3 separate regions of the Homo sapiens genome follow, and all the other regions are linked to region 3. A link is a contact called in ENCODE Hi-C or POLR2A ChIA-PET data. All regions are on one chromosome and are shown on one strand. The core of a region is the stretch at or near the end of the contact, and the rest is flanking DNA. Distances in the headings are between cores, read along the strand shown.

What was found. A loop is a pair of places that touch in the nucleus more often than their neighbours do. ChIA-PET counts read pairs that join two places held with the same protein, here RNA polymerase II (POLR2A). Pooled maps may share reads with other maps.
Region 1: a pooled map shows a loop between it and region 3 (3-fold over the local background). The contact joins the enhancer-like site here to the promoter of SKIC8 in region 3. A Hi-C loop is called at or near these places in 4 of 50 pooled maps. POLR2A ChIA-PET finds 5 or more read pairs at or near these places in 2 of 52 experiments (Caco-2 and activated T-cell).
Region 2: a loop to region 3 is called in a pooled map, with 3 times the contacts of the local background. The contact joins the enhancer-like site here to the promoter of SKIC8 in region 3. A Hi-C loop is called at or near these places in 2 of 50 pooled maps. POLR2A ChIA-PET finds 5 or more read pairs at or near these places in 4 of 52 experiments (Caco-2, T-cell, activated CD4-positive, alpha-beta T cell and 1 more).

What each region holds. Positions count from the first base shown.
Region 1 is chr15:77,989,009-77,992,812 of GRCh38, reverse strand. It overlaps the pseudogene ADAMTS7P3. Among named protein-coding and RNA genes, the nearest start is that of TBC1D2B, 87 kb to the left of the region's middle. RefSeq lists a silencer at 1,930-2,019. Within about 2 kb of position 2,371, at least 6 of the 41 ENCODE cell types and tissues checked have a DNase peak (open chromatin) inside an H3K27ac peak, as active enhancers do.
Region 2 is chr15:78,016,853-78,021,015 of GRCh38, reverse strand. TBC1D2B (TBC1 domain family member 2B) reads left to right here. Exons shown (of 13, transcript NM_144572.2): 7 at 3,059-3,169. Among named protein-coding and RNA genes, the nearest start is that of TBC1D2B, 59 kb to the left of the region's middle. Within about 2 kb of position 2,360, at least 6 of the 41 ENCODE cell types and tissues checked have a DNase peak (open chromatin) inside an H3K27ac peak, as active enhancers do.
Region 3 is chr15:78,297,982-78,301,906 of GRCh38, reverse strand. It overlaps SKIC8 (SKI8 subunit of superkiller complex), which reads left to right and starts at 2,298. Exons shown (of 11, transcript NM_025234.3): 1 at 2,298-2,345. RefSeq lists enhancers at 1,901-1,990, 1,166-2,132, 2,231-2,580, 2,133-3,100.

The sequences.
Region 1 (3,804 bases), core at 1,122-3,621, 310 kb after region 3:
TGGGGGGAGTGGGGGGGCGGGGGATTGGGGGGGGTGGGGGGGCGGGGGGGGCATCAGAACCTGGCTCCCCACCCCAACCACCTTAAGGAGGCTCCAGCAGCTCCCCACCAAGCAGAGTGCCCCGGTTTCAAGGTCACACGTCTCCAGCTGTTGCTATTTCTGTCCCACCTGCTCATGGCCAACCCCAGGATTCAAGAACGGGCGCTGCTGGGCTGAAGTTTCTGGAGGAAAGGTCTTGAGACCCCACCCTGACCCCCTCACATGCCCATAAAAGAGCCTGCCCAGGGTGACACCCTGCCACCCCATCTCCATACTTGCTCACCCCTGGTATTCCCCGACAGATCCTGGCACAGAACTGAGGTCCCAGGGGCCTCCTGCCAGCCTGCAGCAACCTCTGCCGTCCACTCCCGCCACCTCCCCCTGCTCCAGTGCACCTATCCTGCCAGGCCTCTGTGACCACCTCCAGCCACGGGGGCTGTACACAGCCTCGGGTTCTGAGTCACAGGGTCCCATCTCCCAGGCCAGCCTCCCACTTCTCAGGTGGGCCACAAAGCCTAGAGTGAGTGGGCCTTACAGGCCATCAGTGGAAACCAGGGACTGAGCCCAGGCCCAGTGGGGAGGGAGGCCAGCTGCAGGCTGTGCTTGTCAGGGCTGAGGCTTGGCTGGGCCCTCCTGCCCCATGGTTATCAGAGCTATTTTGGGATGTGGCTTGTTTCCAGCCTCCTAGCCTTGCTCCTGCTGCTGCCGCTGCTGCTAACAAACCCCAGGCCCTGCTTACTCCAGCAAGAGGAGCAGGAGGACAGCAGCCAGCCCTGGGCCTGGGACATCCCCCAGGCCCGGCAGAGGGCACGAGGCAGCAGGCAGGCTCCTCCACCCCAGCTCCAGGCAGAGCTCCAAAGTGCACATCTGCAGGCCTGCATCCTGGTCGCCCGGGGTGACCTCAGACAAGCTGCTTCACCTCTTGGGCCTCGGTTCTCTCCTCTGTCAACCCCACCTCCACAGCAAACGGATATGGCCATGCTGTGTCACTGCAGTGAGCACACACACACGCGTTTCCCAGCTTTCCACATGTCCCACCAACTGTCCCACAGACCAGCAGAACATCTGGGAATTCCAGATCTCAAAGTCCAGGACACCTTCCCAGCCCCCCTCCACTGTTCACTGATGGCAGAAAACTCACTTAGGACAGCTTCTAGTTCAGCCACCTAACCAGCCCCCATAGCCCACTCCCTGCAGCCCACTCACACCCGCCCCTGGGAGACCTTGCAAGCCCAGAGCCTCCTGGGCCATCCGTCCTTGGTTCTAGGCCCCCAGGGGCCTCAGTTTCTGTTCTCTGCCCCATCTGGTCCTCCCCCACTGGGATCATAACCACCCCGCTCCCTGTGGCCAGCCCTAGCCATAAAGGTGAGAGACGTGGTGCCAGCACCCAGCTCAGGCAGCACATAGGAGTGCTCTGAGATGCTGGCTGGGTGCGTGCTGAGGGCAGGCAGGACAGGGTGGGGGCACTGCCACTGGACCTTGAGGTAATGGGGTTTGAGGCAGGAAGGCCACCCCTGCCAGAGGCAGGGCAGCGAGGCATGGCAGGGGCCACTCTGAGCCCGAATGAGGGCTGCCCAGGAGCCGGTGCAGGTAAAGAAGGCTGCGTTGGACAAGCGGAGAAGGCAGACCGGGGAGATCGCAGGAGGCCCCGAATGTCAGCGTGAGTGCCCTGGCTGAGGACTCTTTTCTAGGGTCAGGGAGCAGCCAGCCAATAGCACAGGGGACGCAGCTGTTCATGCCACAGTTTCTGGATTCCTTGGACTGGCAGGGTCAGCCCCAGGCCCTCTCCCTGACCTTGCAATTGGGGATGACAGTGGCTGTGGGGGAGGGGAGAAAGCTGCCTTCCCTGAGCACCACCTGGATGCCCACGCAGTGCTGTGCCCTTCATGCCCAGACCTCATTTATGCAAGGATGGGGCTTGGCAGCCCCTTTATTCAGCACATGAAGGCCCTGAGAGGGAAATGGGAGCCCAAGGCCACACAGCTGGTGAGGGGATCCCAGGTGACACTCCAGGGCCACCCCGTTTCCTGCCCTCAGCACTGCTGGGAGCAGCTGCAGCTGGAGGAAGTGTGTGTGTGTGTGTGTGTGTGTGTGTGTGTGTGCGCGCGCATGTTGGGGGCAGGGGAGGGAGGCCCTTCATGTGGTTCTATTGCTCACTCTAGGCAGTCCTCTAGCCAGGGAATAGATAGGTCAGGGTTAAGATCAGGGTTAAGGACAGGGTCTCACCCAGGCTGTTTTCACACAGCCTCAGGGCCATCCCTGGCTTCACTGTGGGAAGACTGAGACCTAGAGGAGAAAGAGCTTACCCAGGTTCACACAGCAACTCAGGGGCCAGGGCCACTCCCTCTTCTCCCCTGAGGCCAGACAGCTGCCTGCAGGATGTTGTGTGGCTGGGACACCCCTTGACTGACTCCCAGCACAGCCCAGCCTCCGGCAAGGCATCCTGTGGCATCAGGATTTTCAGTGGCCATGTGGCTCCTGAGCCCAGACTACAGATGGAACCAGCCAGTGCCGTGGGCACAATGGTTTGACGACACCATTTCCCCATCACCCTCCCCACCCTACCTCACTTCAGCAGGGAGCCTGGGGTCAGGGGACTCACGGGGAGACTCGATGGGCTCACAATCCTCGGTGCCACACGGCCGGGAGCTCTCAGGCCAGGCCTCATGGCCACACTGGTCACTGTCTTCCTCGGGCAGCCCTGTCTGGGTGTTGACACACTTGACTAGGCGCCGCTGGACGCCACTGCCACAGGGGGCTGAGCACTGGGGGGAGCAGGGGAGGAATGACTGTCTCCAGGGCCAGCCCTAGCAGTGGGGGCAGGGACACCTCCTCTGGGAAGCCGTCCCTGTGCCCTGTGCCTGACTGGCCTGGCCTTGCTCCCAGCCGCCCTCTCAGTGCTTCCTGGAGGACCTGGTCCCATTCCTAGAGCCCACTTGGTGCCGGAACCCCACTCTCACTTGTGGGATTGGCTCCTGCAGAGGGAAGGGGCATGAGAACCGTGGGACAGCCCTCGGGGCTGCAGGGCAGTGAGCCCCTCACACAGGACATGCCTGAGAAGCCTGGGCAGGGGCCCCGGGATGGAGCCCTGATGCAGCAGTGGGCAGAGATGTGGGCGAGACACCACTGTGCCCGAGGGACAGGGCAGAGGACCTGCCGCAGCCCATGGGCAGGAGGGCAGGAGACAGTTTCACAGCCGGGGCCCAGCCCGCCAGGCTTCGTTGTTATCAGCCCTGAACATGCGCTGAGTCTCTGCCAGTGTCGTGCTGTGCCCAGCCCTGTGCTTCATTACGTTCCTTCATTTAATCCTTCTGACCCTCCTCTCCTAAGCTGTTCCAATTTTACAGATGAGAAAACAGTGACCCAGCAAAGCAAAGCAACCTGCCCAGTCACTCAGCAGCCAGTGGGACAAAGACTCAAACGCTGGCCCAGCTGACTCCAGGACCCAGCTCAGGGCCCAAACCTGAGATTTCTGAACCCCTCAGTTCCAAACAGGCCCAGCAGAAGGTATCCTGCCCATCCGAGGCCCCTCTTAACGCCCCCTTCTGCCGCTGGCCTTTGCTGGGCTCCCTGATCGCCCCAAGCTCGACATTCCTGCCTCAGACTTCACACCTGCTGTCCCCTCGATTCCGTGTCCTTGGCATCACTGACTCCTCCCCTCGGGTCTCAACCCCAGGCCCCTCCTCAGAAGGCCTTCCCTGACATCATAACACATGTGCCCTTTCCTTGTCCGTTTTTCCCTGGCAGGTGTGAGCGCCAGCATGG
Region 2 (4,163 bases), core at 1,111-3,610, 280 kb after region 3:
TGTATGGACTTTCGGATTGTTCCATTCAACACTGTGGCCCCAGCACTTCCATATTGCTTTCATTAGCGATTTCAGTGTTGTCCATCCTTTGTGTTATCATTTACTTCATCCTTGTCTTTCTTCCTGCGTTTGCTGTTCCATGAATACCTCCGTGCCTACAGCTTCTCCTTCTTCCAGCTCATCTATGCATCCAGCTGTGTGCCCACCCTTTTACTCTGCACGGGTACACAGGCACTGCACTCCTGGGCCTCACAGTTTAGTTTAGAGGCACAAACAGAAAAGCAAAATGACAACTGGAGCAAGCACCAGGAGGGAAGGGGATGTGGAACAGCGTGGGGTGATGCTTTACATTGAGCATGGCCTCTGGAGCCAGCCCAGGTTGGATTCAAACCCAGATCACCACTTAGGACCTCTGACTTGGCCAGGTGAATTCATGTCTCTGCCTCAGTGTATTTGTCTGTGAAATAGTGCTTATTTTCCTCATAGGTATTGTGAGGGTTACAGGCGGTAATCCATGTAAAGCCCTCCCTCACACAGTGCCTGGCTCCTCATAAGGTCTTCACTGTTAGGTGTTGTTGCTGTGATCATCATCGTTCTAGAGAAAGTATCTGTAATATAAATGATCAGGACTTACTTAGACTGTAACACAAGTTTTAAGTTAAAGACATACATGGCGGCTGATGTTACTTGCTTTCACTGACCCCACCTTGTATCACTCAGTCTCTATCCATCACTGTTGAGTGCTTTCTTCAGTTGCCCTCCAGCCAGCTTTCCTTTGGCTGACCTGCCTTTTAGTAATATGTTTGCTTAATGTTTCCAAATATGAGACCTTTGGCCAGGTGCAATAGCTCATACCTGTAATCCCAGTGCTTTGGGAGGCCGAGGCAAGAGGATCACTTAAGGCCAAGAGTTTGAGACCAGCCTGGGCAACATAGTGAGATCTCATCTCTACAAAAAACATTAGCTGGGTGTGGTGGCCATGCCTTTGGTCCTAGCTACTCAGGAGGTTGAGGTGGGAGGATCACTTATGCCCAGGAGTTCGAGGCTGCAGTGAGCTATGACCATGCTACTGCACTCCAGCCTGGGCAAGAGTGAGACCCTGTCTCCCCCCCCCTTTTTTTTTTTTTGATACAGAGTCTCACTATTTCACCCAGTTTGGAGTGCAGTGGCATGATCTTGGCTCACTGCAGCCTCCACCTCCTGGGGTCAAGTGATTCTCATGCCTCAGAAAGGGTAGCTGGGACTATAGGTGTGCGCTATCACGTCTGGCTAAATTTTTTTTGTATTTTTAGTAGAGACAGGGTTTCGCCATGTTAGCCAGGCTGGTCTCAAACTCCTGGCCTCAAGTGATCCTCTTGCCTTGGCCTCCCAAAGTGCTGGGATTACAGGCATGAGTCACCATTCCCAGCCAACCTTGTTTCTTTAAAAAAAAAAAAGCTTTTAAGACACCAGTAGAAAGGAGATTCAGGTGAGAAAAGGAAGTCCAACATTCAACATTTCAAGTACTTGTCATGACGTGACAAGTACTTGAATGTGCTCAGGCTGAGTATGATGCCTATCGAAGTTCTAGTGGGAGTCGGGCCTGAGACCATGGAGCTAAGAGCCCACTGGTCTGGCTCTCAGAAGTCTGATTTGCAGGCTAGACAGTAACTGGGCAGCTTTCTATGGCTCAATTCTTCACCTCAAAAATAAAGATGGTGAGAATGGCTGCCTAAGAGTTGGAGTTTTAAACAAGATTAGGAATCTCACATGCCTAGCACGGGGCACCTGTAACCCATCGCAAGTGCTCCGTAAATGTTAGTGATTAAAGGGAACATTGAACCATTTTCAGTTCTTCTGCATTTTATGGGGGAAGTGGTATAATCCCGTGGTGGTTTCTTGTTTGGCGATGGGGAGTTTCTGTAGCCGCATCTCTGGGGAGCGGCAGCAGTCTCCTGCTTGTGATATCACCAGAGTCTGTCTTGACTACCCTGGCCTGCCGTTTGAGCTGTCTTGAACATAATTTCTTCTGTGACTGGGAGATTAGGAACCTCACACACCAGCCTGTCAGATTATAAAAGAGAAACAGAAGCTGGGGGAGAAGAGACACATTTATAAAAGACTAAATTTGTAAAGAACATTTAGAAGTCACTGCTCAGAGGTGATTCGGTTTAGTATCCTTAGCAGCTTCTTCAGTTCATTGTTTTTATTATTAGGAAAGTCTAAGGAAGTTTTCTGAGCTTCATTTTCAGTGTTTTACATGAAAACACTTCACCCCCTTTTTGGTTTGCTTTTTGTTGCTGTTGGATCCTTTCAGCTTTCTTGCTTGGAGTTTCAAGGGCTGAAGCCAATATGACATGTGTCCTGCCCCGACCTGCTCTCAAAGTTGGACTCGGCAGAACTTGTCACCAGCTTGTTATGTTCTTTTATAGACAGAAAGCAAATAGGCAAAGGTTAACAATTGGCTAATTTAGGTGAAGGCTATATTGTGTTCATTGTACTTTTCTTTCAACTTTTCTGTAAGTTTGAAATTTTTCAGTGTTGAAGAATATGTTCTCTTACGTGCCTTATACGTTTTAGGTCATAGGATTTGTTATTAAGAGTGATTTTTAGTTATGGGCTGTATATGTATGTAGACTTTTTTTACGTAAACTGGATAAGTGAAGATGAGAACCTTCAGAAAATATGTTCAGTTTCTCTAGTTTAAAAAAAAGTAAGGTATTGCTTTTTTTTAACCACCTCAATGAATATGGAATATGGATAGATAAAATATTTGCATAGATTTAGGAATATGTCATATTTATTTCTCCTGTCATCAGTTGAGAAAAACTACCACAATTAAATAAAAATATCTTCTCCATCTCCGTTACGGCAGTCATGCCTGCCTGCCTTCTACTACTGTAAATGGCCAAAAAGATTAATTAGGAAGTGCCTTTTAACAACTTCTAGTTCTTTAGAACTTACTCTAACTTAGCAGGGCTATTTGATTGGTGAAGCAGCAAGCTACTGACTACATAGGGTAATTAATTAGTCAATATTCAACCAATGTGAATTCAGGGATTTTTTTTTTTTCTAACAGGATAATCTACAGGGGTACAAAACCCAAAACAAATTTCTAAATAAGGAGATTTTGGAACTCTCAGCTCTACGAAGAAATGCAGAAAGGAGAGAGAGGGATCTGATGGCAAAGGTGGGTCAGGATAGGTGGATTCTATTACCTGGTGGGAGGTAAGGTTAGGAAACCATTAAAAATAAGCATGCTTTACAAAGCGGTTCAACTCCCAGGCTTGGAGAGATGTGGTTACTGATAACAAAATATATTTAAAATACATATAATACATAGAGCTGTATAGTTAGTCTCATTTTATTATCTCTGATGAAGACAGATAAATGCCGTGAGATGTGAGTTTTTCACATAAACTGGATAAGTAAGAATGAGAAGCTACAGAAAATGTGTTCAGTTTCTCTAGTTAAAAAAAGAACATAAGGTATTGCTTTCTTTGTGTACCTTTGTTCATAAGCATTTTTAATAGATTTTGAAGAAAACAAAGTAAGTACATAATTATAAGGTCACCTAAATTAAGATTATTTGGGTTTTGATTTATGCTGTTCAGTTTTGTATTTATGGAGATGGTGAGGTAAATGCCTCCTCTGTGAACCCAATAGGGTTGGTGTGAAAGTCAGATATGATTATGGCTGGAAGGGGCTTTGCACAAAGTGTAATGGGACCACAAACATTTCAGCTGTCATCAAATGAGCTGTAATCAAATGATACTTGTCAACAGCTGTTATATACCTGATATACTTTTTTGAACAGAACTTGAAGCATCTTCCCAGACCTTATTCCTGCATGTTTTCTAGGGTATATTTGATTTGTCTGATAAGGTGGCAGATGGGAGCTAGTCCTGGACCACAGTGTCCTAAGAAAGAATGGGTATAGCATGGAGTGGCCACTCATGGGCCATGTGCCAGATGGCACCGAGCTGGACCTCAGTAATTGGCATGTAGCCTGGTTCCTGCTGCTCTCTCCACCTCTGTCCAGAGGTGATGCATTTGTTGGCATCCAGAGGTCTGATTATCAGCACTCCTTCTATAAGGAAGAGAGGAACCCACTGCAGGCCATTTTAAACATGAAAGGTGGTCTGTGGCATAAATTAATTTCTTGTCTTTGCTACAGTCTGTCT
Region 3 (3,925 bases), core at 1,049-3,548:
GCCCGAACACCAGTCAGCACTTAAGTCAATCTAAGTTTGAAAATCAGCTCACTGGCTTCATGATATAATTTGTACATTCTTCCTTAGCTTCAGGGGCACATGCCTGACCCTGGTCCAATAGATCCAGAATGGTTACAAGGATATCTTGACTTATAAGAGATGCCACATAAGAATTTTGACAATTCAGTCTTGAAGTCTGCTCACTTTGACCCAAACTTTTTAAGCCAGTGACATGCAGAGGGTCCACTGGGGCTGGATGAAATTTCTATGGACAGAGATGTCACAGAGCTGGGAAGGAGAGAAATAGCTCTCCAGTCAATGTGACTGAGAAAAATTAGTCATATCACTCTGAAACATGTGAACTTGAGGGTTAAGGATGCTGGCATGCAGGGAAGTCATGTGTGCAGCAGAAGAGCTGCAGGATGTCTTCTCTTTTGTGTTAATGTGAGATTACTGAGGACAAGAGAATAGGTCCTGGGAGATGTGGGTGTATTTGCCAATTTCTCACCACACATAGCCTCCTCAAAAAGCCCCCAAAGATGGCCAGGTGCAGTGGCTCATGCCTGTAATCCCAGCAACTTGGGAGGCAGAGGTGGGTGGAGCACCTGAGGTCAGGAGTTTGAGACCAGCCTGGCCAACATGGTGAAACCCCGTCTCTACTAAAAAAAAAAATACAAAAAAAAATTAGCCGGGTGTGGTGGTGGGTGCCTGTAGTCCCAGCTACTGGGGAGGCTGAGGCAGGAGAATCACTTGAACCCAGGAGGCAGAAGTTGTAGTGAGCCGAGATTGCGCCACTGCACTCCAGCCTGGGTGACACAGCAAGACTCAGTCTCAAAAGAAAAAAAAGCCCCCAAAGATGAACTTCACCTAGTTGTAAGTGGTCTAATAGTCCTCCGTCTCTCTCTCTATATATATATTTGAACTTCAAAACTAGTTTTTTCGAAAAATATTTTTTAGAGCCAGGGTCTCACTCTGTCACCCAGGCTACAGTGCAGTGGCCCAATCATAGCTCACTGCAGCCTCAAACTCCTGGGCTCAAGTGATCCTCACTTCTGCCTCCTGAGCAGCTGGGTCTACACGTGCACACCACTGCGTCTGTAACTTTAAAATTTTTTGTAGAGATTGGGTCTCGCCATGTTGCCCATACTGGTCTTGAAATCACGGCCAGAAGCAATCCTCCCCCCTTGGCCTCCCAAAGTGCTGGGATTACAGGAGTGAGCCACCACATCTGAGCCACAGGGCGGCCTCCATAATGGGGCATGAGCCTCTTCCCATCTTTTTTTGTTGTTGTTATTCGAGACAGTCTCACTCTGTTGCCCAGGCTGGAGTGCAGTGGTGTGATCTGTGCTCACTGCAACTTCTGCCTCCAGGGTTCAAGCGATTCTCCTGCCTCAGCCTCCCAAGTAGCTGGGATTACGGGCACATGCCACCACACCCGGCTAATTTTGTTTTTGTTTCTGTTTTTTTTTTTTTTACTTGAGACGGGGTTTCACCATATTGGCCAGGTTGATTTCAAAACTCCTAACCTCAAGTGATCCACCCACTCCGACTCCCAAAATGCTGGGATTACAGGCATGAGCCACCACACCCAGCCCCATCTCTTTTTTTTTTTTTGAGACGGGGTCTAGTTCTGTTCCCCAGGCTGGAGTGCAGTGGCGTCATCACGGCTCAATGTAGCCTCAACCTCCAGGGCTTAAGCGATCCTCCTGCCTCAGCCTCCCAAGTAACTGGAACTACAGGCATGTGCTAATTGTTTTTATTTTTAGTAGACACGAGGTCTCTCGCTATGTTGCCCAGGCTGGTCTGGAAACCCAGAGCTCAAGCAAGCCTCTCACCTCGGCTCCCAAAGTCCTGGGATTACAGACGTGAGCTACTCTGCCTGGCCCTCAAAAAAAAAAAAAAAAAAAGTCAGTTGACAACCTATTAAACTGATATCTGTCACGTTAATGGGTCATGACTAGCAGTTTGAAAGACAAAGCTCGATTTCACTGAATTTATTTCAGCAACAGAAGTTATTAGCTTTAGTCCAATCTCAAAAGTACAAAATGAAATTGCAACACAAACCTCTAAACCTGCAGTTGCCGGAAGCTAAACGTCTGCGCTTCCGGAAGCAAATTTCCAACTACCACTCCTCTGGAAGCAGGACCTGGCTTCCTCCCTCCTCTCTCCGCCCACCCTCGTCGGCGTCTGCCCCGCGCCCGCCATAGCGACGGCAACGGGCGCTGCGGAGTGCTCCGAGCCGTGAGGGCGGGGCCGGCGCGATGCCCCGCCCCTTCGATAGCTCATCTTTGCGCGTCGCAGTCGCGCGGAGCCCGGCTTCCGACGTGCAGCCTGGCAGTGCAGTGGTGAGTTGGAGCGCAGGGCCGTTGGGGATTGGGGTCATTAGGGCCGTTGACAGTCCAGGCCAGAGGGCGAGTGAGCGAGGTTGGGCCCGAGGCTGCCTGTAAGCAGGTCCGTTCAGGGATGCTCCAGGCCCTGGGGCCTGAGGGTGGCTTCCATGGCTCCATTTGCCCTGGCTGTTCCTCGGTGTACGGGGCCTGAGGGGAGTGGGGGAGGCCCGTGGGTGGCCTCCTTTTGCGTCCTGAGAATGTTCTGGGCAGTATCGAGATTAGGGCTGGTTTCTCTGCGGAGGAGATCATTTATCCGTAGCTGGGAGGGCTGTATTAACCGAAGTTTTCCAGTAGTGGGCCACGCTGTCTTAGGTAGCGTGCTGGACAGATACAGACATCACTGGACGGGTACAGACAGAGGCTGGGTTCGCTTTACGCCAAGTACCGTGCAATACTGTGGGCTGTTGACTTGCCTGAGTAGTTTCATAGAGGCATCTGTAGTGTTCCTTGGAAACACTGAGTCAGTGATGAATTCTGCCTAGGAAATTTAGGGAAAAGTTTCCCAAAGAGAGAAGATGGCAAGAGAGGGCTAAGGTCTAAAGTCTCTTAGCTCTGACCTTCATAAGACCCTGAAGTAAGAGGTAGTGTATCTTGGTAGCCTATACTATAGCTTGTATCCACCTTTTAGTGTCCCTTGGGGAAGCTTCCTTAACCGCTTCTAAGCCTCCCTTTTCTTACTAGAAAAGTGGAACTGATAATAAAAAAATAGTAGTTCCCCCCTTATCTGCGGGGTGTACGTTCCAGTGGATGTCTGAAATCTTGGATAGTGAAGGACCCTGACTGACTTACCGTGGTTTGACTTACAATTTTTCAACTTTACATAGGTTTATTGGGAAGTAACCCCATTGTAAGTTGAGGAGCATCTATACTGTGTTTTTTCTCATACAGATTACACATACATACCTGTGATTACTTAGTTTAATTCGTAAATTAGGCACAATAAGAGAATAACAACAATAATAATAAAATAGAATTATAACAGTGTAATAAAATGTATGTGAATGTGGTCTCTCTCAAAATATCTTACTGCACTCTACTCACCTATTTTTGGACTACGGTTGACCTCTGGAACTGTGGAAATCAAAACCTCAGCTAAAGAACTACTGTACCTAGTAAGCGGGGTTATGAGGTTTCAGTGAGCTAAATCTTTGTGTATTACTTAAAATAGGACCGGATTCATTGTACATCCTCAAATGTGCACTCATTGATAGAATCACACCCTTGTCTTTTGGAGCCCGGGTTTTTGGAAGCTGGCTTACCGCAAGCCTTCCTCCTTTTTTTGTTTCTATCCATTGCCAAATGTGAGGCCCAGAATGACAGGGAAGAGGACAAGCCTGTGCTTCAGCAGGCAGAAGGCTGTGCTGAAGCAGAGGTTGAATACCATTCCCATTAGCCAAACTGGCTTGAGCACTTTCCTGTCTTTCCTACCCTGGGCAGAAAGAACCCTGTTCATGGGTCACAAATGAATAAAACACTACCAACCTGTCTGTAATCCCAGCACTTTGGAAGGCCAAGACAAGAGGATCGTTTGAGGC